7 separate regions of the Mus musculus genome follow, and all the other regions are linked to region 1. The links are chromatin loops, found by intact Hi-C in ENCODE. Cell type or tissue: heart. All regions are shown on one strand. Region 1 holds the start of Mad2l1 (MAD2 mitotic arrest deficient-like 1). Region 2 has its middle 12 kb from the start of A430010J10Rik. Region 3 holds the start of Serbp1 (serpine1 mRNA binding protein 1). Region 4 holds the start of Smarcad1 (SWI/SNF-related, matrix-associated actin-dependent regulator of chromatin, subfamily a, containing DEAD/H box 1). Region 5 overlaps LOC108169147 (a long non-coding RNA gene). Region 6 overlaps Hpgds (hematopoietic prostaglandin D synthase). Region 7 holds the start of Gng12 (guanine nucleotide binding protein (G protein), gamma 12).

What was found. Hi-C counts contacts between places; a loop is a spot of excess contacts. Peaks named below come from ENCODE experiments on the same cell type or tissue, not always from the same donor. Only the 100,000 strongest peaks of a DNase experiment are listed, where the experiment ranks them.
Region 2: it touches region 1 in a loop (4-fold over the local background); 15 of 42 quality-filtered maps call a loop at or near these places.
Region 3: a loop joins it to region 1, with 15 times the contacts of the local background. A loop is called at or near these places in 2 of 42 quality-filtered maps.
Region 4: it touches region 1 in a loop (6-fold over the local background); 7 of 42 quality-filtered maps call a loop at or near these places.
Region 5: a loop joins it to region 1, with 4 times the contacts of the local background. A loop is called at or near these places in 17 of 42 quality-filtered maps.
Region 6: a loop joins it to region 1, with 11 times the contacts of the local background. A loop is called at or near these places in 24 of 42 quality-filtered maps.
Region 7: a loop joins it to region 1, with 4 times the contacts of the local background. A loop is called at or near these places in 2 of 42 quality-filtered maps.

The regions. Positions count from the first base shown.
Region 1 is chr6:66,531,280-66,535,279 of GRCm38, forward strand. Mad2l1 (MAD2 mitotic arrest deficient-like 1) reads left to right here and starts at 3,942. Exons shown (of 6, transcript NM_001355624.1): 1 at 3,942-4,000. In heart, CTCF peaks have their summits at 2,199 (motif pointing left) and 3,259 (motif pointing left); no DNase peak of the experiment used is centred here; H3K4me3 peaks cover 513 bases; H3K27ac peaks cover 493 bases.
Region 2 is chr6:67,167,876-67,171,875 of GRCm38, forward strand. No RefSeq gene overlaps it. Among named protein-coding and RNA genes, the nearest start is that of A430010J10Rik, 12 kb to the left of the region's middle. In heart, a CTCF peak has its summit at 2,492 (motif pointing right); DNase peaks (open chromatin) are centred at 686 and 2,586; H3K4me3 peaks cover 1,020 bases; H3K27ac peaks cover 1,132 bases.
Region 3 is chr6:67,265,248-67,269,247 of GRCm38, forward strand. Serbp1 (serpine1 mRNA binding protein 1) reads left to right here and starts at 1,732. Exons shown (of 8, transcript NM_001113565.1): 1 at 1,732-2,162. The coding sequence starts at 1,850. In heart, no CTCF peak of the experiment used is centred here; DNase peaks (open chromatin) are centred at 1,644 and 2,384; H3K4me3 peaks cover 3,322 bases; H3K27ac peaks cover 2,457 bases.
Region 4 is chr6:65,040,557-65,044,556 of GRCm38, forward strand. It overlaps Smarcad1 (SWI/SNF-related, matrix-associated actin-dependent regulator of chromatin, subfamily a, containing DEAD/H box 1), which reads left to right and starts at 2,035. Exons shown (of 24, transcript NM_001355250.1): 1 at 2,035-2,174; 2 at 2,650-2,889. The coding sequence starts at 2,700. In heart, no CTCF peak of the experiment used is centred here; a DNase peak (open chromatin) is centred at 2,025; H3K4me3 peaks cover 2,144 bases; H3K27ac peaks cover 2,039 bases.
Region 5 is chr6:65,525,464-65,529,463 of GRCm38, forward strand. The region is part of intron 1 of LOC108169147 (a long non-coding RNA gene); the gene reads left to right. Among named protein-coding and RNA genes, the nearest start is that of Tnip3, 63 kb to the right of the region's middle. In heart, no CTCF peak of the experiment used is centred here; no DNase peak of the experiment used is centred here.
Region 6 is chr6:65,124,062-65,128,061 of GRCm38, forward strand. The region is part of intron 4 of Hpgds (hematopoietic prostaglandin D synthase); the gene reads right to left. Among named protein-coding and RNA genes, the nearest start is that of Hpgds, 19 kb to the right of the region's middle. In heart, a CTCF peak has its summit at 2,236 (motif pointing right); no DNase peak of the experiment used is centred here.
Region 7 is chr6:66,894,277-66,898,276 of GRCm38, forward strand. It overlaps Gng12 (guanine nucleotide binding protein (G protein), gamma 12), which reads left to right and starts at 2,121. Exons shown (of 5, transcript NM_025278.5): 1 at 2,121-2,251. It overlaps 4930597O21Rik (a long non-coding RNA gene), which reads right to left. Exons shown (of 3, transcript XR_003956381.1): 2 at 1,769-2,741; 3 at 368-884. In heart, a CTCF peak has its summit at 1,979; DNase peaks (open chromatin) are centred at 2,115 and 3,145; H3K4me3 peaks cover 1,962 bases; H3K27ac peaks cover 1,490 bases.

The DNA.
Region 1 (4,000 bases):
AGACTTTATATCATTCTCCAAAATTAATTAAACCAATATTTAAGAACTCAATGAAGGGTACACACAAGTCACAGTATAGTTATTAACATGCAAATGCTAGATACTGTGTGATGTATCTGTACTAGAGTCTGAGAGAGAGACAGAGACAGAGGCAGACAGAGAGAACCAACTGGGCCTGGATTAAGCTTCTGAAGTTTCATCCCCTGAAACACACTTCCTCTAACAAGGCCACACCTCCCAACCCTCCTAAGCAGTGGCACTCCCTGACGTTTAAGCATTGAAATACAGGAGCTTATGGGGATTGCTTTTATTCAGACTACTTAGTTACCTAGCAAGTAAGCCCTCTCAGCTAGTACCACGCCCTCAAGACTGGTCACTCAAATATGTGAGCCTGTGGGGTCATTCCTATTTAATCCATCACAATAAGTTTCATTTGCATTTTTAAATATATGCACCTGTATTCTATATAATATATTCTAAATGTATGTATGTGTGTTCACTTTTCCCTCACCAACGATTAAATACGCATAAAATACTAGGTAAGGTTGGCAAGATGGCTCAATGAATGTCCAGTCTGACAGCCTGAGTTCCAAACCCAGAACCCACATGGTAGAAGGAGAGAACTGAGTCCTACAAATTGTCATCTGACCACCACACATGCACACAGCCCCTCACCCCACAAAACAAATAAATATAAAAAATGCAATGTAATCATCACCAACATGATAAAATTGCACTAAATGCCATATGAATAACAAATAACAAAACATGGTAATGTTTTCTAATAATATGCTACCTATTTTTATTGTAAAAATTTATATTAGTTTTCAATAATATTTAGTACTTTAGTTTTACTAAAAAAATAACCATGTATACAATTAGATCACTAAAATTATAAACTGTACCAGAATGGAATGCTGACTTTTCAAAGCCATTTCTGGTCTGGAGGGATGGCTTAGTGATGACCAGCGCTAGCTGCTCTTCCAGACAACCTGAGTCCGGTTCCCAGCACCCAAGGCCTTTGGCTCACCATGGCCTGTAACTCCAACTCCAAAGGATATGACGCCCTCTCTGGCCTACACAGACATTTCACTCACATGCACAAGCCCACACGTGCACATAAATAATAATAAAAATAAAACCTTAAAAGCCACTGCAAATTAATTAAATGTCATCATTAAACTGTATGTTTTCTTTTTTTGTTTGTTTTTTGTTGTTGTTGTTTTTCGAGACAAGGTTCCTCTGTATAGCCCTGGCTGTCCTGGAACTCACTTTGTAGACCAGGCTGGCCTCGAACCCAGAAATCTACCTGCCTCTGCCTCTCAAGTGCTGGGGTTAAAGGCGTGCGCCACCATGCCCGGCTAAAATGTATGTTTTCTTGTTCAGCACCTGAGCCAACAGCAAGGAATTCTTAGGAAGGAAGTATGAGGAATGAGAATAGGACTTTAAGAGATTTACACTTGACAATTTAATCATTAAAGACATGTAATATATGTGTACCCATTACGCATACTAAGTAAGCCCTAAGAAATGATTGACTTAATTCTAATTCTTCACATAAAATGAAAATTACTCAATGTAAGACAAAACTATGGGGTTAAAAGGTAGCTCAGTTGGTAGAGTACTTTTTGAAGAAGTCCTGGTCTTAATTCCCAGCACTGAATAAATATGGCAGGATGATATATACTTGTTATTTTAGCATTCCGTTGGTGGAAGCAGAAAGCTAAGAAATACTGGCTATAATTGGCTACGTAAAAAACTTGATGCCAGCATGGCATACATAAAAGCCTACTGCAAGAATAATACAAAAAAAGAAACCAAGTAACACTAAGTTTTGTGACAAAAAAATTAAAAAAATACTTAAGCCCATATAATAACATTTCTAGTGTGTAAAAATACTATTTTTAAGAAAAAATTAGCAGATTAAAATTTTTCTATGATATTTAAAATAAACCGCTTAGTTTCAAGACCCTTATTTATATATATTTCCAATACGTATGATGCACATATTTTAAATTCTAAAGAGAATATAAATCCGCAGTATATTACAATTCAACATGTCATTCTGCGGTTCACTATCAACACACAAATGCCTAGAAACTATTAATCTCTGTTTTTTCTCCCTTGGTGCACTGAAGCCTTCATTTGCATTGTTTTTCAAAGGTTGCATTGTGTGGTTAAACACTGCCCTCTTCTGGTATCTGGGATTAAATGTGTATCCACACAAAATTCTTTATGGTTTATTACTGCAAAATTTCTTGACAAGTTGTGTGTGTTATTAGTTAATAAGTAAATGTTTTTAGCCCAAATCAAGTAAACTTTTTCTCAAATCATAACCACAACAATAAGGAATCTCATTTGCATTTTTCAAACAAATATGCTATAAAAGGAGACTAAACTAGGGAGTATACATTCTCTAATAAATCTGCCACTAACTAAAAACTGGATCTTGAATTAACTGTGCAACCACTCTAGATCTACTATACTATAATTTGATTAAGTCATTAATGGATTTCTTCAGCCTCAAACTTTATGTGCTTCTAGATTTAGAAAAAAAAAATACTTATTTTAATACCAAGGGGGGGGGTCAATTTCTATTCCTCCCTGTTCAAACATTCTTACCCTAAATAATACACAGCAAGAGTCTACAAAATTGTGAGTCAAAGTAAATATGAGAAACTGAGAATTTTTCAAGTATTTTATAGTATTGCTTTTAATAAATGGGGAGAGAGGTAATGTTAAACCACGCAGTCAAAAGGAAATAGGAAAGAAATCAACCATCAAAGATTCCAGATCTTTTAATGTTTCTGAAATAAATTAGATTAAGTCCAACCACCGTTTGGTAAGAAAGAGCTAGTACCTCACTTTTATCTATACCACCATTTCTTTCCTCCTCATATGTCACAGTTTCTTTCTCTGATGTATTGTTTATACAACTTCCCTGGCATCTGTTTAGTTCAGGCTCTAAACCTTCTTCTTTCTTCTCCTTGTTCTTTCTTCTTCTTCTTCAAAGATTTATTTATTATTATTATTATTATTATTATTATTATTATTATTATATATAAGTACACTGTAGCTGTCTTCAGACACACCAGAAGAGGGCGTCAGATCTCATTACAGATGGTTGTGAGCCACCATGTGATTGCTGGAATTTGAACTCAGGACCTTCGGAACAGCAGTCACTCTTACCCACTGAGCCATCTTCTTAAACCTGCATATGATAGTATCTCTAATAGTCAACTGGTTTCAAAATGCAGTCTGAGTACCAGAGTTAGAACCATTTAGCATAGTTGGAAGATGTGCCATCTCCTGGACACAATACTACTGTACAATATTAAAACTGTAGCATGAATCCCATATGTAATCGTACATGCTCTGGTATAGGCCTTAAACGATCAAAAAGAAAGTACATATGACTAAAAACTTAAAAGCAAGCTAATTGCAAAAAAAAAAAAAAAAAAAAAAAAAAAAAGGAAATCAAGTGTCTCTATCATTTAAATCCTTTGTGGACTTATAAAATCTATGTAGTATAGAAAAATAAAGACATTACTAAATGATTATTAGTGTGTGTGTGTGTACACAATTTGCAGGGGTTCGCTTCTCTACTTGGTGACAAGCATCATTAAGCTTCTGTCCCACCTAGTTCCCTTCATCATATTTAACAAAACCAAAAACCAGGTTCTCCCAGACTTGAAACTATCCTCGAAGCTGAGACCATGCTTCAGGGATGCTCAGACCACGGGTTTGACAGGCAGGTAATCTCAGGACCATCTCTGGGCCGCTTCTAGGTCACCTCATCCGAGGTCCTGCACAGTACGGACCTTGTAGGTCACCAGGACCTGGAACAAGACGCCCCAACCACTCTGCGCTTGCTCATTCGGTCAGCCAGCGAGGGCGGAGCCAGGGCCGGATACAAGTCGCTTTGGGCGGGGCTTTAACCCGTGGTGCAACTGGGCATAGGGCGGAAGAGCCGATGTGGAGCGGAATGTTGAAGAGACCC
Region 2 (4,000 bases), 640 kb after region 1:
ATCTGGGCAAGAGATAGTCAGGCGTTCAAGGAGCAAACAAGTGGGAAAAGATGGAAGTGTTTGGAGGAGACTCGAAGCTTTGTGTTTCCTCTTTGAATCATTTACTTCTCCAGCTAGTTATTCTTTACGTTGTTTGCAAGGTCTTGTCTTTCCCATTTGAAACACAGTTGGCCAGCAGCTGGAGATGCTGAACACTGGCGTGTATAAAACCCTAGACTCCATTCTCAACAGGTTTAAAAAAAAAAAAAAAGGCTAGTCACTTCTGCTCCAGCAAACCAGGTTGTGACTTCCGGGGCTGCAGTGGCTAAGGACAGTGTTGCAGCAACATAACATAATCATAAAGACCTCTGCCTTTATTGTCTGTTTCAGTCTATGCCACATGAAACCCTAACCAAGTTCTTCCACCAGTAAGCCAGTTAAAACAGCCAAGTTCACAGTGAAAGAGCTGAAAACGGAAGAGGGACAAAGAGAACAGCTGATCAGGATTCCTCTTCCAGAGCCAAACGTGAGGTTAGGTTTAAATTGAAGCCAGAGTTGATAGTTTCCTGACTAAAAAAAAAAACTACAATTCCCAGATTCCCCTGCAGCCGGGCAAATCCACATGAAAGGGAGGAGGGACTATGGGAGGAAAGAGTGCTACAGTCATTTTCACTCCTAAAAAGGGTCACAGCCATCTTACCCCCACGCCCAGGCATTCTCAACCACCCCCGTGGATGTGAGTGAGTGTCAGCCAATGAACACGATCCCACCCGTCTAAAGTCAGATGCCTCTCTTTTTCTGCTTCCCATCTCTTTTAAGCCGCCTTAGAAACCTAACAAGTCATGCATATCTAAGCACTCCTGGTGCGTTCCTGCCCACCAGTAATCAATCTTGTTTCAACTCCATTTTCCTGAAAAGTGCAACTTGTCTGGACTCAGCTATGCTTGCTTTCACTTCCTAACAATCCTGGGACTAAAAGTTGCAGAATGCTGATTTGTGGGATGGTTAAGAGGGAACCTGGACTAAACAACTGAATTGATATGTAAATAGAAAACTGGGCTTTTGTTCTGCATGAGATGAGCTAGCAAAAAGTGATAGCACTTCCTTTTTTTTAAGGATTCTTCTCAATCGAGCAGTGGTGGTGCATGCCTTTAATCCCAGCACCTGGGAGGCAGAGGCAGGTGGATTTCTGAGTTCAAGGCCAGCCTGGTCTACAGAGTGAGTTACAGGACAGTCAGAGCTATCTGTCTCGAACCCCCCCCCCCCCAAAAAAAAAGAGCTGAGCTGTCTAGAGAGTGAACAAATCTTTTAGAATGTTTTTAACAGGATTTCTGATTTGGTCAGAAAATCTATAGAGAGAAACACAGCTCTTTTAGAATTTTTTTCCTAATAGGATTTCGGACCTCAGTCTCAGGAACCCAAACGTAGTCCAGGCTGGTCCTTGGAACACTGTGCATAAGTTGGAACCTGCTATGAAGATTTCAGAGTGCATGTGACTCCTGACACTGTGCAAAAGGAAGAGACGAAAAGAAGAGCAGCTTTTGATGCTTAGAAGAATGGACGGCCCTTGAAGATCAAAGGCACTCCCGGGCTAGCTCCATGGTCAAGGCAGCTTATAAAGGAAGGCATTTAGTTGAGGCTTGCTTACAGATTCAGAGGGAGAATCCATCACAAGCATTGCAAGGAATGGGGTGGCAGGCAGGTAGGCAGGCAGGCAGGCAGGCAGGCAGGCAGGTAAGACTCTGGGGCAGTAGCTGAGACCTTACATCCTAATTCCCAGGCAGCAGGCAGAAAATTTGAGACTAGACCTTGTGTATGGTTTTGAAACCTTAAATCCCACTCCCAATGACATATCTCCTTCAATAAGACCGCACTTCCCAATCCTTCCTAAACTACTCACAAACTGGGAACCAAACCTTCAAATAGGCGAGCCTATGGGGGGTGGGGGGGGGGACAATTCTTATTCAAAGCCCTGCTCCTACGTTATAGGTTTCTGATATGGATCAGGTGAGAAAATGCACGTACTTCCCTCTGTCCGATGCGTCATTAAGTGCCAACTTATGATTGCTTACTTTATAAATGTGTGTGAATTGTAACTAAACAATCTTTAAATATGTGATTGCTAAAAAATATTCTCCCCGAAGTCTGTAAAGGCCACATCGGACTGAAGTCAAACCTACGAATACAAGGTTTGACCCAAGTTCCTCCGTGCTGTGAGAGTTGAGGACAGTTTGCACCAAGGGTCATAGTGCACTGGAACTGGAGAGATCTGGCTGTTTTGTGACTGAAATGCAAACAAATCAAATGATGCCATGTGAGCTAAACCCAGGCTTGGATCAAGGTTGATTATATTCGTTCATTCATTCATTCATTCATTCACTCACTGCAATGCTTTCTGAATGGTTTCTGCTCTGAGGGGTCAGAGTATTTGTGAAGTTCAAACTCCTGGGCTAAAAGTTCAAGCTGAGCAATAAGATTAAGCAAGGATCATGTAGAACCTGTTACCAACCTGTAGAGGGAGCTCAGAGCCAGGCAGAATCTCCGCTAACCCACCTGGCTTGCAAATAGCTCGTACAGGACTGGCCAGGTCTCTTGCCAACAAGTGAGCCTTTGTTTAGGAATCATCATGAAAAACCCAGCACCTAGGAGAAATGAAAGCGAAACCTACAGTGGTGGGACCCGTGTCACCCAGCAGCTGCTACTGAGCTGCTTCGCTCTCTGCAGAATTAGAAACAGATCCTTCTACTAAAGTCTATGACTTAATTTTAAATAAATTATAGAGACTAGTTCAGTACAATGGCCTAATAGGTCAGTGCAGAGCATGAGGTTTGGCTTCTGTGTATCCAGGACTCCCTGAGAGTCTGGAGCTTTGCTTCCAAAGGTCTCTGAGGTCAGAGTGGGGTTGGGGTTATGATTCTGGGGTCCCACTGATCACTGCAGGACCTGGAGTTTGTACAGCTGTACGCCCATAGGTTGCTTTAGGCCGTTGACTCTAGCCACAACTCCTAATAGTAGACAAACATCGCTGCAGCGGTCTGAAATTTGTTATTTTAGCTCTAGTAGGTTCATAGAATCCAGAGGCGACCAAGGTCATAGACTTGGAAGAACATGGTTTCAAAACAAATCCACTTCAACAGAAGCATAAAGCATGATAAAGCAACAAAAAAAAATATACTACAACCCAGGATCTATCATCACTCACTGATGAACCCCCTTTAAAACACAAACGTGGGCTGGAGAGATGGCTCAGTGGTTAAGAGCACTGACTGCTCTTCTGAAGGTCCTGAGTTCAAATCCCAACAACCACATGGTGGCTCACAACCATCTGGATTGAGATCTGACGCCCTCTTCTGGTGAAGACAGCTACAGTGTACTTAAATTATAATAATAAAATCTTAAAAAAAAGAAAAGAAAAGAAAACACAAACTTATTACAGAGAAAGCTGAAATGTCTGAAAAAGAATTTAGAGTTTTACTGTTTAGAAAAACTAGCAATCACATAAAAGATTCAAAGATGCACAAGCTAAAATCTATTCAGAACCTTGACAAGACACCCTTCCGAAGTGAATGTAACAGTTAAATTGAAGGCAAAAGTTCAAAATACGAAATTTAGCAAGGAGATTAAAACATTGAAAGCAAATAGCTTGGGTGTGGTGAGGCACTTCTTCAATGCCAGCACCTAGGAGGGAAAGTTAGGCAGATCTCTGAGGATATGAGATCTCTGAGGATATGAGATCTCTGAGGATATGAGGTCAAGCTCTGAAAGGAAGCAACTGTGAACCAACACTGCTATCCCCTGCAAAGCCATCTTTCCAAACTTACAGAAAGATAACAAGACAAACACAAATTAAGGCAACTCATGAGAACCAAGCCATCCCTACAGAAAGTTCTTAGTGGAGTACTTTACAGAAAGGAAGACGAAACAGAGCCCAACTTCAGATAAATAAACTAGACTTGGAAAGGAAAGTATATACAAAACAGCAACTCAATTAAAATGAGAAGGAAAATGATGTGAACAATCA
Region 3 (4,000 bases), 730 kb after region 1:
CTGTGTATTTAGTCAAGGTACTTGGATAGTTTCCACATTTACTGATAGAATATTCTCAAGAGAAGCGTGCTTGCTATACATAAAAACTGTCATGTTGCATGAGTATACGTACAAGAATGTAATGTGGGTCATGAAATGCTGTGGAGCCTTGATTTGAGTAAGAGCTGGAGAGTCTCCTCTGCTCTTACTGTGAGGATTATCCTATAAATGTTCTTACTGATAGTAGCAGACATTCTTTAGACATTAAAAAAAAACACTTTTATCTGTTATTTATTTATGTGTGTTTGAGTGTGAATGTACCACAGTATGAGTGTAGAGATCAGAAAACTACTATGGGAATCCCATTTTGCCTTTCATTCTGTTGATCCAGGAGACGGATTCAAAGGGTTGTTTAAACTTGATTAGTTATTGGAATTTCAGCACTTGTTGTAATTTCTATCAGGACAGAACTTGGTTTACAGAATTGATGTCAACAGTCTCATAGTGCAGCTAGAAGATTGCCACTAGCACTTAAGTGTGACCTTAGTAAGTTTTATCAATTCTGACAGTTTCATCCCTGTGAGAAAGGGATAGTTATTTATCTAAAAGGATGTGAGGATGAAACATTCGTAGCACCTGCTGCCTGAGGTATGTTTTCTATTACATAATGTATCAATGGAAAAGATTTAAAATTATAGTGTGTATTGGCACTGGATTGTCTTAGTGGGATTTAAGGTTCCCAACTAATGTCAGAGTTAGCATATAATTACGAAATTAGTTTCCTCCCTTCACACATAATACCCAATGTACTATAAAACATTTCCTCTTGAGCACATTTGGGGAGCTGGAGACAGGGTTTTTTCTTATGAAATCCCTGCGGTCCTGGAACTTGCTCTGTAGACCTGGTTAGCCTTGAACTCTGCCTCCTAAGTGTTCAGATTAAAGGCATGCGCCACCACCCCAGGCTCTGGAGCACATTTTACTAACACCGCTGACCAGATACCGACAGATCAATTTATCGCGTTGATTCTAGAAAGCGTTTCCACAAACACTGTTTTAGAGGATGGCCGAGCGTGCAGTTGTGCAGTCAGGACTTAACAGCTCTTAAAGCATGGTTGCAATGACCGGAAAAGGCGCGCAACCCAATTAGTTCAACTCCTCTTTTGGATTCCTTCTGCCACGCAGATTCAACCCTGGAACTCCGTTCCACATTAAACCGAATTGCCTTGATTCGTTACGAAGGGTGGAGGGACAGCTCTAGAAATCCAACAGTCAGGGACGAGCAGCCGTGCGGTCGCAACCTACCGGAGGCTACTGTGGCACCCCCCACCCCCCGGAAGTTTTTGAGGCTCCAGTTACTAGGTCTGGGAGTCACCTTGACCCTCCCAGAAAGGTGGGGAAAGTCCTGGCCGGAGACAGAATGAGTGAAACCAAAGACAGAGAACACTTTCGTGAGCAGAAGACGCCCTCACGTTTTCCTGTTCTCAGAGGTATCTAAAGACCGAGAGTTTAAGGGTGACAAGAGCAGGTGGCAGAACTCCGCCCCGTACTCGCTTCCCCACCTTCAGCGAGCACGCTGCACACTTTCCTTGAGATCCCGCCTCTCAGGCGCGCGCGAAGAGTTGCTGCGCAGTGCACGCTGGGAGTTGAAGTTCAGGAGTAGACAGCCATCCCGGGCTAATCAGTTGTGGCCTACAGGCCCCATGGTGCCGTGCGGCGCAGGCCGCTCCCGGATGTGTGCTTGGCGCCGGAAGAGAAGGCGGCCCCCCTCTCTCGGCCCGGCCATCTTGTGGGAAGAGCTGAAGCAGGCGCTTTTGGCTCGGCGCGGTCCGCTGCAATCCGTGGAGGAACGCGCCGCCGAGCCACCATCATGCCTGGGCACCTACAGGAAGGCTTCGGCTGCGTGGTCACCAACCGATTCGACCAGCTATTTGACGACGAATCGGACCCTTTCGAGGTACTGAAGGCAGCAGAGAACAAGAAAAAAGAAGCCGGCGGGGGCGGCGTTGGGGGCCCCGGGGCCAAGAGCGCGGCTCAGGCCGCGGCCCAGACCAACTCCAACGCGGCGGGCAAACAGTTGCGTAAAGAGTCCCAGAAAGACCGCAAGAACCCGCTGCCCCCCAGCGTCGGCGTGGCCGACAAAAAGGAGGAGACGCAGCCGCCGGTGGCGCTTAAGAAAGAAGGTAAAGCCGGGCGAGGCGGTGGGGAGCCCGGGCTGGCGGGCAGGACGGGGGCGTGCGCCGCCGCTTGCTCGTGCAGGCGGCGGGGCCGCAGAGCCCTCGGAGCCCCTTCACGGTGCGGGGAACGTGGCTGGTCCCAAGTCCACGCCGCTCTCTCGGTCGCTTGCTCGCTCGCAGGCTCGGCGGGAGCCTTCCTTCCCGCCTCGGGCGGACGGAGCGTGCTCCGAGAGGGCGGCCCGGGCGTTCCCGCCGATTCCTGCCGGGCGCTAGCCTCCTGGCTCTAGGCGCTCGGGAAGCAGCGCGGGCATTGCTTCCTGCCCGGCGGGCTCCTGGCTGCCGCTGCCTGCTGTGGGCTCCTGCCCTGCCATCTTGTCCCACAATGGCGCGGACCCTCAAGGAAAGGCCCGGGCTCAGAGTTTCCACTTGGGCTGCGTCTCCGTTTGGGGGTCCCTGTTAGAGTGGAGGGAGGGAGGAGTTGCTGTTTGGGTCCCACGTGTGTGTTTTGTGTTGTGCCCTTTCGCTCTTACGTTAGAAGAAGTTCCTGTAACTTACTGGCGAGAACTAAAGTGTTGGAGAGGAGAAGAATTTAGCCCCACTCATTTTAGAGGGAGTTCCGAATAAAAAACTGGTCATTAGTGGAACCCATCTCATGTCTCCATCTCTTCTTCCAACTAACTCCCTGGAGCCCCCAGGTCATAGGGCTTTGCTTGTTCTGGGCCTCGTGGGCGAAATGAGTGCCCAGCCTGTCATGTCCCGGCAGCAGAACTCAGGCTGCAGCTTTTCCTCCGCACGTGCGTAAAGCGTGGTCGGGTCTTCATTGGCGGCTAATGGTCTCTTCAAGGGCACTAGAAGTTTCATAGTTGTTTTGATTTTAGCATTCTTCTCCATTACTGGCTTATTGTGGATGAAAAGGCAAAGCAATTAGGGGCTAAAAAAGTGAAAAATCAATAGCGAGTACATATAGAATAACCTGTGAATCTTTAAAATTGGTATTATGTTAAAGTGCCTCTCAATGCCACGTGCTCATGAAAGGAATTGTTTCTCATTAGATTGTGTTAGGTTTGAAGTTTTTTGGGGGTGGTGGTGTCTTTCAATGAAGGCTTAGAGTAAAACATCCAGTTCCTAGTAGATTTATAAAAGGGAAGAGTTCTATTAATATATTTGGAAGCATAGTCTGGAGTGTTAGAAAACATCACTTGGGCAGAAGTACTGAGCGGATTAAGCTTCTTGACATTACATAGTTGAATAAGACATTTAATTTCTGTGTTAGGGACACTAGATAGTGTTATTTAAACTACTAAAATTTACCTCCTTTATGACTGTAATTCACAGAAGTACATGAATAAGTTGAGTAAATAAAACACATCACATAGATGAACTCAAAAAATGGTCAAAACATGAAGCATGATTTTAAATTATTCAATTTTCATCACAAAGCCAATTTATGATCTTGCCTGTAAACTAGCATAAGTCATCAATGGAGGACATTTTTATTTATAGCCAGGATTACGTTTGTCATTTACTTCAGAAAACTTTTTCACAATAGTAGTCAACCTTTTTTTTAGTTACGTCCAAGTCTTCCATGGGTTGTACTGGGTATTGAACTTAGAACCTTGTCCTTGCTGGGGAAAATTTTGCATTACACATCTCAAACCCTTAGATCACTCTTTAAAACCAGAGTTGATTTTAAATAAGGTTATATATACATATGGGGAAATTTTGAATAAAACTTCCAGTTAGTGCTGTGTGGTGGTGGTTGGTAGACTTGTAAACAAAGTACCTATCTGTAAGAGTGGAAACAATTGTTAACCTATGGTGTGTCCTGTGTCTCGGGAACACAA
Region 4 (4,000 bases), 1.5 Mb before region 1:
GAATAGCCATTACAGTATACAGACTACTTTTAAAAGCAGACTTCATGCCCAGCAGTAGGCATTCTACAGAAAACATACCCAGTGGCATATTTGGAAATTTGTTCTTATAATGTCAAGTGGCTTGCATGCATGCTTATTTATTTATTTATTTATTTATTTATTTATTTATATTTTATCGTTTAAAATGTTTATTTGCTTTTATTTATTTTTCTCTTTTTGAATCCACACAGGCGCTTTGGGAACATATTATGGCTTCTGGTTTTGTGGTTTTTGTTTGTTTGTTTGTTTGTTTTGGTTTTTGAGACAGGGTTTCTTTTTTCTTTTTCTTTTCTTTTTTTTACACTGTGGCATGAGTTGTTTTAATTTGTTGTGCTGTTACTAAAGTTCTGAGAGCTGTGGTTCAAACATTCCAAGTTCTCCCATCTTTATTGATTCTCAAAATTTTGTACAGAAAACTCTTTGTGGGCTAGAACAGCAGTACTTGCACCACACTGTTTCCTTGACTTCAAGTTTCAAAAGCAAATTGAGACAGGGTTTCTCTGTGTAGTCCTGGCTGTCCTGGAACTCACTCTGTAGACCAGGCTGGCCTTGAACTCAGAAATCTGCCTGTCTCTGCCTCCCAAGTGCTGGGATTAAAGGCTTCTTTAGAGTCTCAAGGAATAAGGATAAACAAAGTGACTACTAGCCCCAAATTATCTGTCCTTAACAGAATTCTCCTTTCTGGTTGACTGTTATTAGTTGGTTTATGCTCTTACAAACTCTGCGTGTTGAGTCCTGAGTCCCAAGTAGTTCAGAAAGGGACCACATTTGGACATAGGGTCTTCAGAAAAGGTAATGAAGTTAAAATGAAGTGACTAGCACACGCTCCCATATTGTACAAATTATGTTCTCATTAGAAGAAATGTGGACATAGACAAGGTAAGTGCAGGCACAAGAACATGGTGTCACAAGTCTAGAAAGGAGGCCAGAATAGGTCTACAAAATACTTTCAGTGTATTTCAGATCTCAGAGAAAATGTTTCCTTGTGTTTATGCCATCTGGAATGTGCTACTGTTCTATTGTGACTGCTTTGGTTTGGGTATGGTTGGTGTGTGTACTCAAAAGGTGATGTATGTGGAAGAAGCTATTTTCATTTTTTTTCCCGAGCTATTTTCTAGTATAGTAGGGTAGAGAGGTAAGGAAACCTTTTCAGGGTGAGGTCCAGTGATGGGGCCATGGTCCAGACAAGGGATTAATGTTGTTCTCCTTTAAGTAGATTAATCTCAGAGAAGGTGGGCTACCACAGAAAAGGATGTATGAGCTTTCCTTGGTCTGTTGCTTCTTGGTGTGCTATGGGATCATTTCCTGAAAGGATATCCAACATGGTGCACACGTATCACAAATCGACTAGAAGAGAAAATGCCAACAAACAAAACCAAGGAAAATCATGTCAACAGTGGAGAAGCTCAAGCAAAGCCTTTGTGTTGAAAAGTATCAGATATTGTCTCTTACTAATTACTTAGCATCTGCAGGACTGTGTGTGTGTGTGTGTGTGTGTATGTGTGTGCGCGCTCTGTCTCACAGAACACTTGTGGAAGCCAGAGAACAACGTTCAGAATTGGTTTTTTTCCTTTTACTAAGTGGCTCTAGGTGATTGAACTCAGGTCATCAAACTTAGTAACAAGCACCTTTAAAAAGCGCCTTTACCCGCCAGGCCTCAGTTTTTTTTATTTTGTAAAACTGTCTTGTAATGATTGAGATTACACAATTAAAACACTGTCACGTTCGAAACGACGAACATAAATTTAGTGAAAAATTATATTGCATATTGACATTGTGGAACATAACCGACAAGCTCCGAATTAATTGTATCTTGCGACGCCATTTGCTCTCATCTTGTTTTATTGTTTTATTAGCTCTGTAGCCGGCGCGGTGAAAAGGAACCAAGAAACAATTCCAGCCTTAGAATCTAGCAGAGATAGATACAGGTTACCATGACAACGGCGCGCTCAGACATTTTTCTGACCACGCGACGCTTGGGAGAACAAGGCCTGGGCTGCGTGTTGCGTCATCACTACGCGCTCCGTGGCTTGCCCAGCGCTGCCTTGGAAGGTCCCGGCCAGGCTACCGTCGCCTCCCTCAAAGAATTATTTTGTTCTTGTCCACCTTTGTTCCAACGAGGAGCCTGCCAGGCTGTAAGTGCGTGCGTGCGTGCGGGCGGCGGGCTCCCTTCGGCGGCGCGCCGGCCTGTCAAGCTTCCTCCTCGGCCGGGCCTCGCCGCGTCTACTTCCGGGCGGCGCGCCGCTCCCGCTTCGGCCCTTTGTGTTCCCGCGGCGGAGGCTCGGGCCTCGCGGGCTTTGTGGAGGCGGCGGGCGCTCGGTGCGGGCTGCGTGGCGGGAAGGCGGGCGCGCACCTCTGCGGCCCGGGTGAGGACCTCGTGCGAGGGTCGGCTCGGGCTCGTGGGGTCGCGCGGGCCGGGTCGAGGGCGCGACGGGCATTTGGCCGGGACTGCAATCCGCCGTCCCCGTGTGGCCTAACAAAGCACAGCCGGAACCGGGCTCGGGCATCGGTGCGGCCGGACCCCCTTTCTCTGGGAGCCAAGTGTGGTGGCTTTGTGTGGCTCCTTGTTTTCACCGCCTCATCCCCCTGTTTTTTGTTCCCTCCCTGCAGCTAGTTCATTGAAAGCTGTCAGCCCCCTCAGGGTGGTGGTTCCTCCCAATATGAATCTTTTCAACTTGGACCGTTTTCGCTTTGAGAAAAGGAGTAAGATTGAGGAAGCACCCGAAGCAGCCCCTCAGCCCTCCCAGGCCCGTCCTTCGTCACCAATTTCTCTTAGTGCTGAAGAGGAGAATGCTGAAGGGGAAGGTAGCAGGGCAAACACCCCAGACTCAGATGTAACTGAGAAAACAGGTGAGTTACAATGTTGCACACTGATAACAACCGGAGGTGACAGGCAGGAGGGAATCCACTTTTTTGTTACACTTTAATGTTACACAGATTGATACAGTGTTTCCAGTTTTGTGCATTGAAATCCAGCATTGGGACTGCCATAGCCACCAACTACCTGCCAACCCGAGCCTTACCTCCATTGTCTCACTTGTAGGAGTTCTTGGGATTCAGCATAATGGTGGACGCTGAAAGCCGAGTGTAGAGAATTCTTGGGTCAGAATGGCTACTGAGAGAAGAATGTAGGCAGTTCTAGTAGACTTCAAGGTTATTAATTTAGTTACAGGTTTTCATCCATTCTAATATTTTCATTTTTCGCCCCTTGTTCTGTCTCTTTTGTTTGTTTTGAGGCAGGATCTGACTTTGTGGCCTTGGCGCTTGTGTGAAACCGCGTGGACTGGATGGCTTTGAACTTGTGATCCTTCTGCCTCTGCCTCCCAGTTGCTGGGATTCCAGCCACATGTCACCGCACCTGACATCTTTTCCTGGCTTTTTGAAAGCAGTGTCCCTCCCTGCCTTACCTTCTCCAGTGATTGCAGATGGGGTTTCATGCTTCCCCCAGCACTGATCTTTTCTGCAAGCTAGATGTGACAGATGCTTGAAGATAACATCTAGATCCAAATAAAGGTTAAAGAAATACTCCTTCCACCTAACTTTTTGGAAATCTCCAGAATTCACTTGAATAGTTTGTAACTCTTAGTGAATAAAAAAATTCAAACCAATTGTAGCAGAGCATTATGGATAAGCAGAACTGAGGAGTAAGTTCACATGAGGATTTTGAACAAGGATATGACTCACCATAGCGTGTGGAGGTCAGAGAACACGGTGAGAGGTTGGGTCTCTCTCCATCATGGTTCTCAGGATGGAACTCATGTTGGGAGGTTTGTGGGGCAAAGGCTTTTATTTGCAGGCCCATCTGACTGGCCACACAGTAGTTTGAACACTTATTTTTAGGTGTAGTGGGAAGTGCTTCTCATGTGTTGCCTGATAATCTTACAGGTTAAGTAGTCCCATTTTTGGAAATGAGACCCAGGGAGGTTAAGTTTTAAGAACCTATTTAATAGAACCTATTAAA
Region 5 (4,000 bases), 1.0 Mb before region 1:
GTCCTTCATGAAAGGCTTAAGCTTTCTCTTTTGAAATCATGTGCCTGTGTGATTATGAGCTCAGGACTGTTAGCAACCAGAACAAGGGTCTGTGTGTTCCAGGTGCGAGATAACAAGGAACTTGTTGCAGGTGTAATAATGTGTGATGTTTCCCTTTCAAATATTCATTTGAGAGCTTTGCCATTTAGGTATTTCATCCATACCACATAGGTTATTGAAATGAACTCCTTGCTATATGAGTACAATTTAGATCAAATTCTATAAATGGCAGCTAATTTAAGTAAGCATATGAATAATTTCACTCCAGTCACTTTCTCATGCTGCTACAGAGTTCATTAATAGCGATTAAATAGGGCTCAATGAAAGCATCATTCGGTGTGATCCATAGCTGGGGAACTTCTCCATTACATTGTGCATGCTATTATGTAATCACGTTAATATGGACTTCTAAAATAATGGGTTGTTTTTAAGAATAAATTCACTAGGTTTATTTAGTCTTTCTAAAGGAGATTAGAAAACAAATTTTCTAGGAATAGTTTAAATATGCTCTCAGAGGAAACTTATTTTAGTAGTGGACAGAACGAGGTAGGCTAGTTGTCTGTGGGCATCATGATGCTGTTTCATTAAGCTGCAAGCACAGCCAAGAAATTTCTTGCTAAGAGATGCTGATAGGCATCATCCTTCTTGAGTTGTCCTGAAGCCCGGAGTGCATTCTGATCCTTGGTGAGGCTTCCACAATTTCATTCCTGCTGCACACGACCTCCAAGGGCCCAGACAAAGACAAGAGACAAGTATTAAAGTATTTATAGAGCGGATCAATTTTCATAAACTATTTTTAATCAACATTTTGAAAGATTAAAATTGCAAACTGCAATGTATTTTGCAGTAAAAAACCCTCCTCATGTCTTTCTTTCCTTTTTACCACCTACATGTGTCTGCATATCTAGCCCTAACATACTTGTCTCTACCACAGATTGTTCCTGCCCGCTGTCTCCATGAAGTATACATTTAATTAAGATATCTTAGCCTCTAGTACAACCTCCCCATTAGATTTGTAGCCGTTGTCCCAGTTTTCAGGATCTAAGTGAGGCACAAGGAAGAACTAATTTGTAATCACAAGAAGCTGAGTCTTAGGTTTGATTACTTCTGTAAAAAGAATCTAAACTCCATAGTAAGCTGGTCTGATCATCTCAGACATCTAAAGACATGGATCTGAAGGGAGCTTGCCCCTTCCATTCTTTTGATCCTCACCTCAAGCTCAAAATAGGTAGAAAGGTTTCCTTCAGTTATAAAAGAGTGTAGACAAGTGCTGTGGGCTATCTATGTCTAGGTGACTCTCAAGGGATGGCACTCTTGTCACTGTGCTCAGCATCATTTTTGAGGTATAGCCATAGTTTTTTTTTCCTTTCAGTTTTAGAGAATACTTTGTCATTAGTCACATATTCTCTTTTGGAAAGTTGTTCAATGTTTTTTTTTTTTTTTCCCCCTGAAAAATACAGCTTACATCATTGAGTTTCCAAACGAAACAAGTAAACTGGTTGTGGCAGCCCATGAATAGAATTCCAGCGACCAAGAGGTTCAGGCAGAAGGGTGAGAAATTTATCCTCCACTAGGTAGCAAATGCTAAGCCAGTCTGGGATACATGCAACCTTGTCAGAAGCAAAAACAGTAGATTGCGGAACACCAAATGTTCTCAGTGGCTTGCCGTTATTGTTGTTAGTTAGTCTGTTTTTGAGGCTGTAATTAAGCATATTCCCCCCTTTCCTTTTCTCCCTTTTCTCATTACCCCATCAGATCACTTGTGTCCTGCTACTTCTCTTTTTCCTCCTCCCACATTCTTCAGTATTTACCCCTCTCCATACCCACAGTACCTCATTTTCCCATTTCTCTATTCTGATTAATTATACTCTACTATCCCCTTACTGTAACTCCCCCACCCCTATCCTAGCCATGGTCTTGTTTTGCTCTCTTAATTTTGGTAGTTGAATAATAATACTCCATAGTGCGTATCTACCACATTTTCATTATCCATTTACCAGTCAGAATTTATTTAGGTTGTTTTCATTTCCTAACTATTGTGACTAGAGCAGCAATGAACATGCTTGGTAGCTGTGGAGAAGGATACTGGTTCCCTTGGGGATATGCCAAAGAGTGGTATAGCTGGATGTATGGTAGCTTTTTTATCTTTTTGAGAATTCTCCCCACCAACTTTCATAATGTTCGCACCACTTTGCAATTCTACAGAGAACAAGGCTCCCTTTCCCCCTTTCCCCTCCAGTATTTGTTGCCAGTTGTTTTCTTGATTTTTGCAATTCTGCCTGGAATAAGATGTTGTTCTGATGTGATTTCCATAATTTTTTGAGGACAATGAATTTTTAAAAGGCATTCCTTAGCCATTTTTACTTTTTTGGGGAACTCTTTCTTCAGGTTCCAGGACCATTTTTTTTTTGAATGGGTCATTTGTTTTGTTTTGTTTCTGACTCTTTGTTTTTCAAATTCACTGTATGTTCTGCATATAATCCTCCAGCCAAGATTATTCCCCATTCTGAGGGCTTTCTCTTTAGAAGGCTGATGATTTCTTTAACAGTTTTAGTTTCTGTTTAGCTTTTTAGTTTCAGGAAGTTCACTTGTCAATGGTTGGCGTTAATGCTTGGCCAAATTGAGTCCAAAACAGGAAGTCCTTTCCTACACCCATGTTATATAGAGTACTGCCTCAGGAATACATGGGACTGCTTTGAAAACAAACACAGTACACTTCCCTTCACCTACACACATTTTAGTAGCACTAAGTGTATCCACTGGCTTCTGAAAGAAGAGCACATGGAGTCGGGGAGGAATAATGGGAGAAATTCCAGGGTGAGAAAGGAGCTAGATTTGGTTAATACACAATGTATGCTTGTATGACATTCTCAGACAATAGAAAGCACTGTAGTGTATTAAAATTAGAGAAATTCTGTTCAGCTTCAGTGAAAAATATGCATTCTTTTTTAATATTACTTGCAGGATAAAATGTAAAACACATAAATAATATCAAAAGCAATTGTTTGACTTATGGTAAGAAACATGTCTGATATGGACAGATTGGAATTTGCCTAAATATGGATTAGTACAGGAAAATTAATTTTTGATTAGAATATCTGTTGCTTATTTGAACACATGAAATAATATTTTAAAATAACAACAAATATTTAGATATAATTGTTCTGAGAGCATCCAACTTATAAAAGCCAAAGAACAGATTCAGATACAAATCTTGGCCCTCATCTCCAGGAGAAAGCCTCCATCAGTGTGGTCCGAGCTCAGCCATCATTTCTGATGGTCATAACTGACTGTCTTTCACTGATTTTCATTGGGAGCCGAGAGACACAGACTTCACTCTTCTGTTGCTCTGTGTAGAACCCAGACTTTGTGCTCCCAGCTTCAGTTCTTTGTGTTTACTTTTGTCAATCTGAGGATGATCACCTGAGTATTGAGCTGCAAGGTGCTTTCTGTGTGGCTCCGGGAATTACACTGTGTATGGTTGATTGACGTTTCCGTGATGACACTTAAAAACACACCATATTCTTCATCTTAAAAAATTTAGTGCAGATTAGAATATCTAGGAACATTACAAAGTCTTGTCTTAGAGAAGCGGAAGCCAAGCAAATAAGCTGGGGTGAGGTTGCAGCAGAGTGATGGATGGCTTACATAGTATAAAAGAATACCTAGATCAATCCCCAGGTTTGTAAACAAACATTGGCCCAGCCCGACCTTTACCAATTTCCCTTTCAAGTAAATGGGCATGTGTCTGGAGGAAGTGATACTGTTAGGAAGAGGCTAAGGACGGAGGTGGGGCTGGCTTACTTGTCGTGGATATGAAAACTACCTATGACAGGTTTTTCCTGAGCTGAACTTCAATAGAGAAGACCCATCTTTAGTCCAACATTTCTGTCCTTCCTCACAGTAGTCCACGTTCATCAATAATTACATTCATGATAACATTTGTAGCTCTTAAAACTCA
Region 6 (4,000 bases), 1.4 Mb before region 1:
AGGATATTCCCATACAAACATTTTATACTCATGTATTATATATGTATATATATACACATATACATCATATTTTCTGCATCCATTTCTATATTTTAGACAGGTAGGCTCTATCACTTGTCTTCTGTGGACACAGCCATCATAAACCTCAATGTGCATGGAAGTGTCTGCGCTGTGCTGATGTAAATACTTGAGAGGCATATAGGCAAGTCATGGTAAATCTGATTTTAGTTTATGAGAAACACCTATGATATTTTCAAACTCTTAGTTTATTGTAATGAAAAGTTATTATGTTTTTAGATGTCTGAAATCCCCTTTTAACATAAGGCCCTTATAATTATGTAGCTCAACTGAAGGAAATAGATGCACAGCAGCCTGTGAGTCTGGGTGCTCCAGTTTGGGTTTCTTCCTCATTACTACACCTGATGGGCATACTAGGCCATAATGAATCATGATACCTGTGGTGGTTTGAATAGGTATGGCCCCATAGACTCATGTGATTGAATGCTTAACCCATAGCAAATAGCACTATTAGGATGTGTAACCTTGTTGCAGGAGGTGTGTCACTGTGGGGACAAGCTTTGAGGTCTTATATGCTCAAGCTATGTCCAGTGACACAGTCTTCTGCTACCTTTGGATCAAGATGTAGCACTCTCAGCTCCTTCTCCAACACCTTACCTGCCTGCATACTGCCATATTTTCTATCAGGACAATAATGGACTAAACCTCTGCAACTGTAAGCCAGCCCCAGTGAAATGTTTCCCTTTATAAGAGTTGGCAATGGTGTCTCTTCACAGCAAAGAACACCCATGGAACCTAAGGCTGTCTCCTCCTTGACAGCCACTGTGCCTTAGCATGAGCTTTGTCTGCCTTGCATATTATCTACAGGACCCACCAACCACTCCTTTCTGATAATCTATGTAAGGTACTGTGAAGAAACAATATCCGGAGAAAGGAAGACAAATGCAGGACACCCATAAAACAGATGGGTGCCTTTATTACATAACTATGTTTTATTTTGTCTCTGAGAACCAAGTCATTAACTCAACCCTCTTTCTTACTGAGAATTGTGTGCTTGCCGACATGGTGGTACACCCTGTGACCTCATATCCCTGGATTAGTTCGAGTTCGATATGAATATTAGTCAAGGCTAGCCTGTATCTCCTGGACAGCTGGAGCCAGTGGGGTGCAGGATGTGGTTGCTCGAAAGTTTTGCAAAGGCCATATGTACTTTCTAATGGTCATGTCCACATTGTCAAGTGCAAATAAAAACTTACAATGCTCACATTATTGATCACTCCTTTAGCTCAAATTTTCTTTACAATTTGTCAAATTATTTCCAACTAATAATATTTAAATTACTACATACAGAACAATCATTTCTTAAGGTCCATTTTTAAGTAATAGGAAGAAATGTAATTGTTAAATCTTTTGCCTTTAGGGGTGTGTGTGTGTGTGTGTGTGTGTGTGTGTGTGTGTGTGTGTGTGTATTTGAAGTACTGGAGAGGCTTTAGGCATTCCAAAAATACTTTGTCACTGAACTAATTGAAATATCTCTCTCTCTCTCTCTCTCTCTCTCTCTCTCTCTCTCTCTATCTATCTATCTATCTATCTCCCTATGTCTGTTTCTTGTTAAATCTAGGTGGCCACTCTTTGACTTGCTGGTGTCTGACATTTCTGCGCTCCTCTTCAGGAACATTGTGAGCTGGGTTTTGCCCCTGAGAAGGATATAGAACGTTGTCTGTTTCTCACAGTTTCCAAATCCTCACTGTTATTCTCTTTCACTGTTGAAACTGCAACTTCAGAATTACGGCTCCCCTGCTAGTCCTCCCACCTGCACACTGCTCTTCAGATGACAAAACCCACATGGGCACACTGGGTAGCCAAAGAATAAGCACTCATAATAAATTCAAGGGAAATTCTGGTGACCAGTGTTCACAGACATATTCTTTCATCTAATCCTTTAAAATTGGAAATGGAATTTTAGCAACAAATACAGAAATAACAGCAATTACTGTATTTCATGCTTTTCTTCAAGCACAATAATGACAATTTTTTTCAGTGAGACTTGTGTGATGCAACTCCACATCTGTAATCCCTACACTTGGGAGACAGGGTCTGGGGAGCTGCAAGCCTAGCCTGGGCTAAATAGCAAAACCCTCTCTCACTAAGAAGAATAAGTTGGTATTACTATCTTACTGCAATATTTTGATTTTGAAAATGCTGCCTGACCACAAGGTGGCAGCAACTGACCCTGCTGCAGGGAGAGAGCAAAACACACTTCATTGATGATGTAGTCGGAGCTATTAGCAATGCCTCTGAAATAGGATCTTTTGTATAATTTGTTCCTGAACCTGAATTTCTATGCTTTCTAAACCTGGTTTTAGACATGTAATAGCAGTGACCACCGTGTTATGCACAATGCTGGAGTATAAATTTTATGAGCAATGGCCAGAGATAGTCTCCTCTGGGATGTGTCCTCTGTCAGGGGTCCTCAGCCATAGAAAAGTAGAAAATGAGAGACCAGCCAAGAAGGAGGCAGACTGCCTTGCAGTGGGCTCTTTGATATCATGGACACAAATCTTTATATATTTTCTTTCTATAACTGGGAACATGATGTATTTGTGTGCTTATATAGACATGTAAAATAGATGTCACACCTGACAAATATAAGAGCAAACTAACACTTAACTCTATAATGTCTAATTGTACTGGCTGAGGTTTACTGAACTCTTTCCACCTTGTCACATGGCTATACTCTATCACTGGGTGCTCCCAACATGCATCAAAGGAGCGCCCCCTTTGGTCTACACTTCACACTCCGAGTTTCAACTTTGATAGGGAATTGCACTGGTAAGAAGGCAATAGGGTTCAAGCCCATTATATATATTTTGGGCAGAGCCAAAATATATTATGTCAAAAAGTCTTTTTACCCTTCTGTCATCAAAGCTGAGCTTTTCAAGACTTTGTCCCGGTGAGTGTTCTCTCTCTCTCTCTCTCTGACTCTCTCTGTCTCTGTCTCTCTCTCTCTCTCTCTCTCTCTCTCTCTCTCTCTCTGTGTCTGTCCATGCACACATCCCTAAGATACCTTATTTATATAAATTATTTGTGCAAATATCTCCAATCAGAAGATCTTAATCATGTAAACAGTATCACAATGCAGGTGATAATTAAAAGGTGAAAATTTAGAACTCAATCATCCACGAGTCAAGTTGAGGACGTCCTCTGAAAGCACAAACTAAGCCAAAAAAAAAAAAAAAAAAAACCCAAAACAAAGCAAATAATGGGAGGTGGAAAAGATCTCAGCCTCCCAGCTCCAGGGGTACTGGGTGACAAAGAGAATACAGGATATAGTGAAGTCACTTTAAAAGCTTTCAAGGATATTTAAACTTTCCAAAGTGTCAGGCTGAATGGACCCATACAGGATGGTGCCAGACTAGAAGGATGGCTCACTTTATAAGATTTCTGCTGCTCAACTATGCTGACCTAAGCTTGGATCTCTAATGCCCACAGATAAGCCAGGCTCTCTATCACACAGCTGTAGCCCCAGCACTGAGAAGCAGGAATGGAAGGGGGTGTGTGCTTTGGTGGTCTGTCAGTCTAGCTGAATTGGTGAGGTCCAGATTCAGCGAGTGTCTCTGTCTCAATCAGTAAGCAGGGGAAGGAGTGAGGAAGCAATTGGACGTCAATCTCAGGCCTACACATGCATGCGCACACATATGTGCACTCACACACAAGAAAGAAAACAAGATGGCACCAAAACACCATTTCTTTCATATACTTGTATATATACATATGTGTTTATGTGTGTGTGTAAAATTTGTTTGCTTGTTTTGTAAGATAGGCTCTCGCTACATAGTCTTGGTTAGCCCAGAGCTTTCTATGTAGACCTGGAGTAGAGTTCCAGGTCTACATAGAAAGAGATCTGCTATCGCTTCTCAGCCTTTTGGCTAAGATCGAGTGTAGGAAGAGATCTTCTTGTTTCTGCCTCCAGAGTACTGGG
Region 7 (4,000 bases), 360 kb after region 1:
AGAATGAAAAGATTTAATACATGTAAGACTCTTAAAGCAACATCTGCCGCACAGGAAGTACGGGTTAAATGTTACCTTTTACCGTTTTGCCTTTTGGCTACTATGATCAGAACCTCCCAACCCTCTGTAGTACAGCTGTCCCTCAGTGCCCACAGGGGATTGGTTCCAGGGCTGTCCTTCATTCATATACTAAAATCCAAGGATAGAAAACTCTCATACAAATGACATAGTATTTGCATATAACTTACCTACATTTTGCATATGATAATGCTTTAGTTATTCCTAGATTGTTAATTATCTAGTCCTGTACAATGTAAATATTAGTTTTGTTATACTGCATTATAAATGAAATAAAGACAAAGAATATACTTATTTATGACAGACTCAATTTTATTTTCAAATACTTTCAATCTGTAGTTGAATTTGAGGATGCAGACCCCTGTGGGTATAAATGATTAACTGTATTTTATTGTTAATTTGTTGCAGGCTGACATTTTAGTACAGAAAAGAAATAAAAAATGAATAATGTGTGAGGGGAGATAAAATAAAAGACCATATTTCAAACAACTTGATGCAATAGACAATTTCTGCACAAGTTTGTACATGATACTGGATTTCTGTTCTCTCCATATGCAGATAACTGTTTAAAGACTAATCGGTGGATACAATTTGAGAAGCCAGACATTCTTCAACGAGCCACTTTGCTTGTTTTTGCCACAGATTAGTGAGAGAAAAATTAAAAGTACATGAAGTACTTAACTGGGCTATATAATGATCCAGAGGTGGAAATCACAACCATAATAGTCCATTCTTGTGTCTGGCCATTCTGTTTAGGGTGCATCTTCAAACTGTCACGATCTGAATCAGCCAAGTGTTTCCTAACACTGTAGAAAGTAGGAAATAAAAGGCAGGCTGTGGTTTGTACCTCAACAAGAACATCCTCTGGAGGCTGCTCAGACCACACTGGCCAAGCAAGGCATTCTTGAGTAAGAGTGCAAACAGGAGTGAATTTAAAGCCTTCAGTGGGATTCAGTACCTAGATCCCAGCATCCCCAAGACCCACTCAACAGTGCATCCTCATCCAATGCTAGTACTTATTTATTTCTGTTTGATCTTTTAAATAATATATTTTATTTATTCTTTGACAATTTCATACAGGTATCCTGATCACACCCAACTTCCCCTCCTACTCTGCCACCCCCAACCCCCAACATGTTTCCCTCCCACCGTCCTTCCTTCCCCTTCCTTCCTTCCTTCCTTCCTTCCTTCCTTCCTTCCTTCCTTCCTTCCTTCCTTCCTTCCTTCCTTCCCTCCCTCCCTCCCTCCCTCCCTCCCTCCCTCCCTCCCTCCCTCCCTCCCTTCCTTGGCACTGAGTCCAATTACTGACCCCTGCTCTCACCCAATAGTAGCATCATTTTAAAAAGAGATCACGATGATTATTAGTGACTCACACCTTGGAGTACTCTAGCCAACTGCTGAGTGTTACCATTTCTGTACATCCATCTCTACAGGACTTAAGCAAGTCCCCCTCAGGTTGATGGTATCTCCTATCACATTTAGCATAATGCTTGACCCCACACAACAGGTGCTTCGTTTTGTTGAATGGCTGTAAGCAGCTTTTGTGGAAGCAAAACTAGCCCTTCAACCTGCCAAACTCTAAATGCTTACAAAACAAAACAAAACAAAACAAAACAAAAAAACAACCTGTCCAATTAATTTATTATGCAGTACTCTGTCCGGTCTGGGACATTCAATAATCTGGCTTTACCTCCATTTCTGGGAAACAACCTCCCTGTTGCCCCAGAGTCCTTTAAATATGACGGTGGCCGTTTCCTCAGACCTTTCTGGATCAGAGCCCCACTTTTGTGTGGGGTTTGGCAGAGCTCATCTTCGCAGCCTGGGGACTGCGGTGTGTGGTCCTGGTGGTGATGTATGGTGGTGGCCTCGCGTGGTTGCCCGGGCCCACCGCACCGCAGCGAGCTGCACCAACCCAGCCGCGGGCACGCGTGTCCTGACCCCCGACGGCCGCAGTTGGGCGCGGCGACCACGTCCCATGCCCGTGGGCCAGAGCGGAGGGGGTGGCGGCGACAGCCCCGCCCACCGGGCCGTGCGCCCCGCCCACGCGCGAGGGGAGGAGCTGGAGCGGAGTAGGGAGGAGAGGTCGGGCGGTCCCGGGAGCGCGGAGAGCCGGACTCCCAGGCGGCGGCAGCAGCGGCGGCGGCGGCGACGACGGCGAAGAGTGAGTGCCAAGGTAGCGCCGGGACCGGACGGGGCGGGGCGGTCGCCGCTACTTCGGGGCCGCCTGTGGGTCCCGCGGGCTGGCAGCGGGCTGGAGCTAGGGAGCGGAGGAAGGAAGCGCGTGCTGCGGGCGCTCTGGGCCGCGGAAGGGGAGTGGGAGCGAGGCCAGCCGGGGCCCACAGACGCGAGAGCCCGCTGGGGCGCGAGTGGCCCCTGAGGCTGGGTCTCCGTAGCTGCCTCGCTCGGCCTCGCCCCGCCGGAGGAAGGCCCGGGAAAAGCCGCCAGGTCGCGGTGGTGCGGGAGGAGCCGGTCGGAGCCGCCACGCACGCCCCTCCTCCGATCTCTAGACGCGCGTGGGTTGGCAGCCTCGGTACTGGGTCTTCACAGGGGGGTGGCGGCGGGTAAGGAGCTGATCGTGGAGAGAATTCGGGTGACACTTCACGAGGGACCCTGCGGCGGTGACTGGAACAGGAAGGTCGGAGTTCAAACTTGAGCCTTGTGTGCTTTTTTTATATTTTTTTTTAAATGTAGCGCCTGAAGCTTAGCCCGTGGGTTTAAAAAACTCCTCTTTATTTTAGTTAGGGCCTGTCAATTAAACTTCATTTTAAGACGCCATTGCTAGTGTCTCCTGACACTCGTTTATCCTTTTAAGTCTGTGGATGCCTTGTAAACTTGACTTAACTTTCACAAAGGGAGCCGTGATTCTTGTTAAACTTTAAGCAACTGGAAATCAGCTGGAAGGATCTGCCGAGGCCTGTGGTCTCGTGGTCCTCCTGTGCGGGCGTGGCTGTGCACAAACAAGTGGGTAGGAAAGGACGCAGCCCCACGCTTGAGCTGGAGGGGAGATCTGTGCCCATGTGCCAGGGCACGTTTAAACGCAGCTCCAAGTGGAAACACTGGGGATGTCTTAGGCCTTGTTGGACGGACTTCACATGATTCGTCTCATTCCGGTCAGTTATTTCCTCTCCCCACTGCTCTTTAGACACTGTTTATATTTCCTGGGGCGATCGTAGCGTCTCCTGAATAGATTGTCTATAATGAATCTTTTGGATGTTGTCAGAGCCAGGCTCTGTGTCTGTGTGTTCTCAATGTTTAAAGCAATAGCTTGGCTGTGTTTTGAGAGTGCTGGTCACCCTGCTGCACCATTGCTTGGCACTTCAAACCATGGATGTAAATTACCTCCGGATTCCAGCCCTTCCCCAGGGAAGCTGGGAAAGCAGTCACTGGAGAACAGTAAGGTTAAATTTACTATGATCAAGCAGTCACTTTCAAGAAAGGAGGGCCACCCTCCCCTTTTAGAACAAAAATGTATATGTCAGCAGGGTCATTTTCCAATAAATAAGCATATGGTCCTCACATATTTTTATATTTTCTCTATATTTTGTCTGTTTCGTACACGTGTACCCCCTTACCCTCTCTTTCAAGCCCCTCCCACTGATCACCTCTTTCCTCCCCACCACATTTTAAAAAGCAATCAATTGTAGATTGCTAAGTGGGCGTTTAGATAAAATATTCAGATCCTTTGCCTCTCTTAACAGTCAGCCAGCACCATAAAGTCCTGGGTGAAGTCCAGTGAATGCTGAACACTAAGTACAATGCAGCTGGATTGAGCACAAGCACGTTACTGTGTAGAACCCAGCACAGTGTGCAGCTCTTAGATTTGTATAGAACCCTATAAGAATAAGGATCTGTGCTTCTCAGGAGACGACAAGTGTGGTATACAGAGGAGGTGCAGAAAGCTCTGAGCTTATTTGAAAGACAA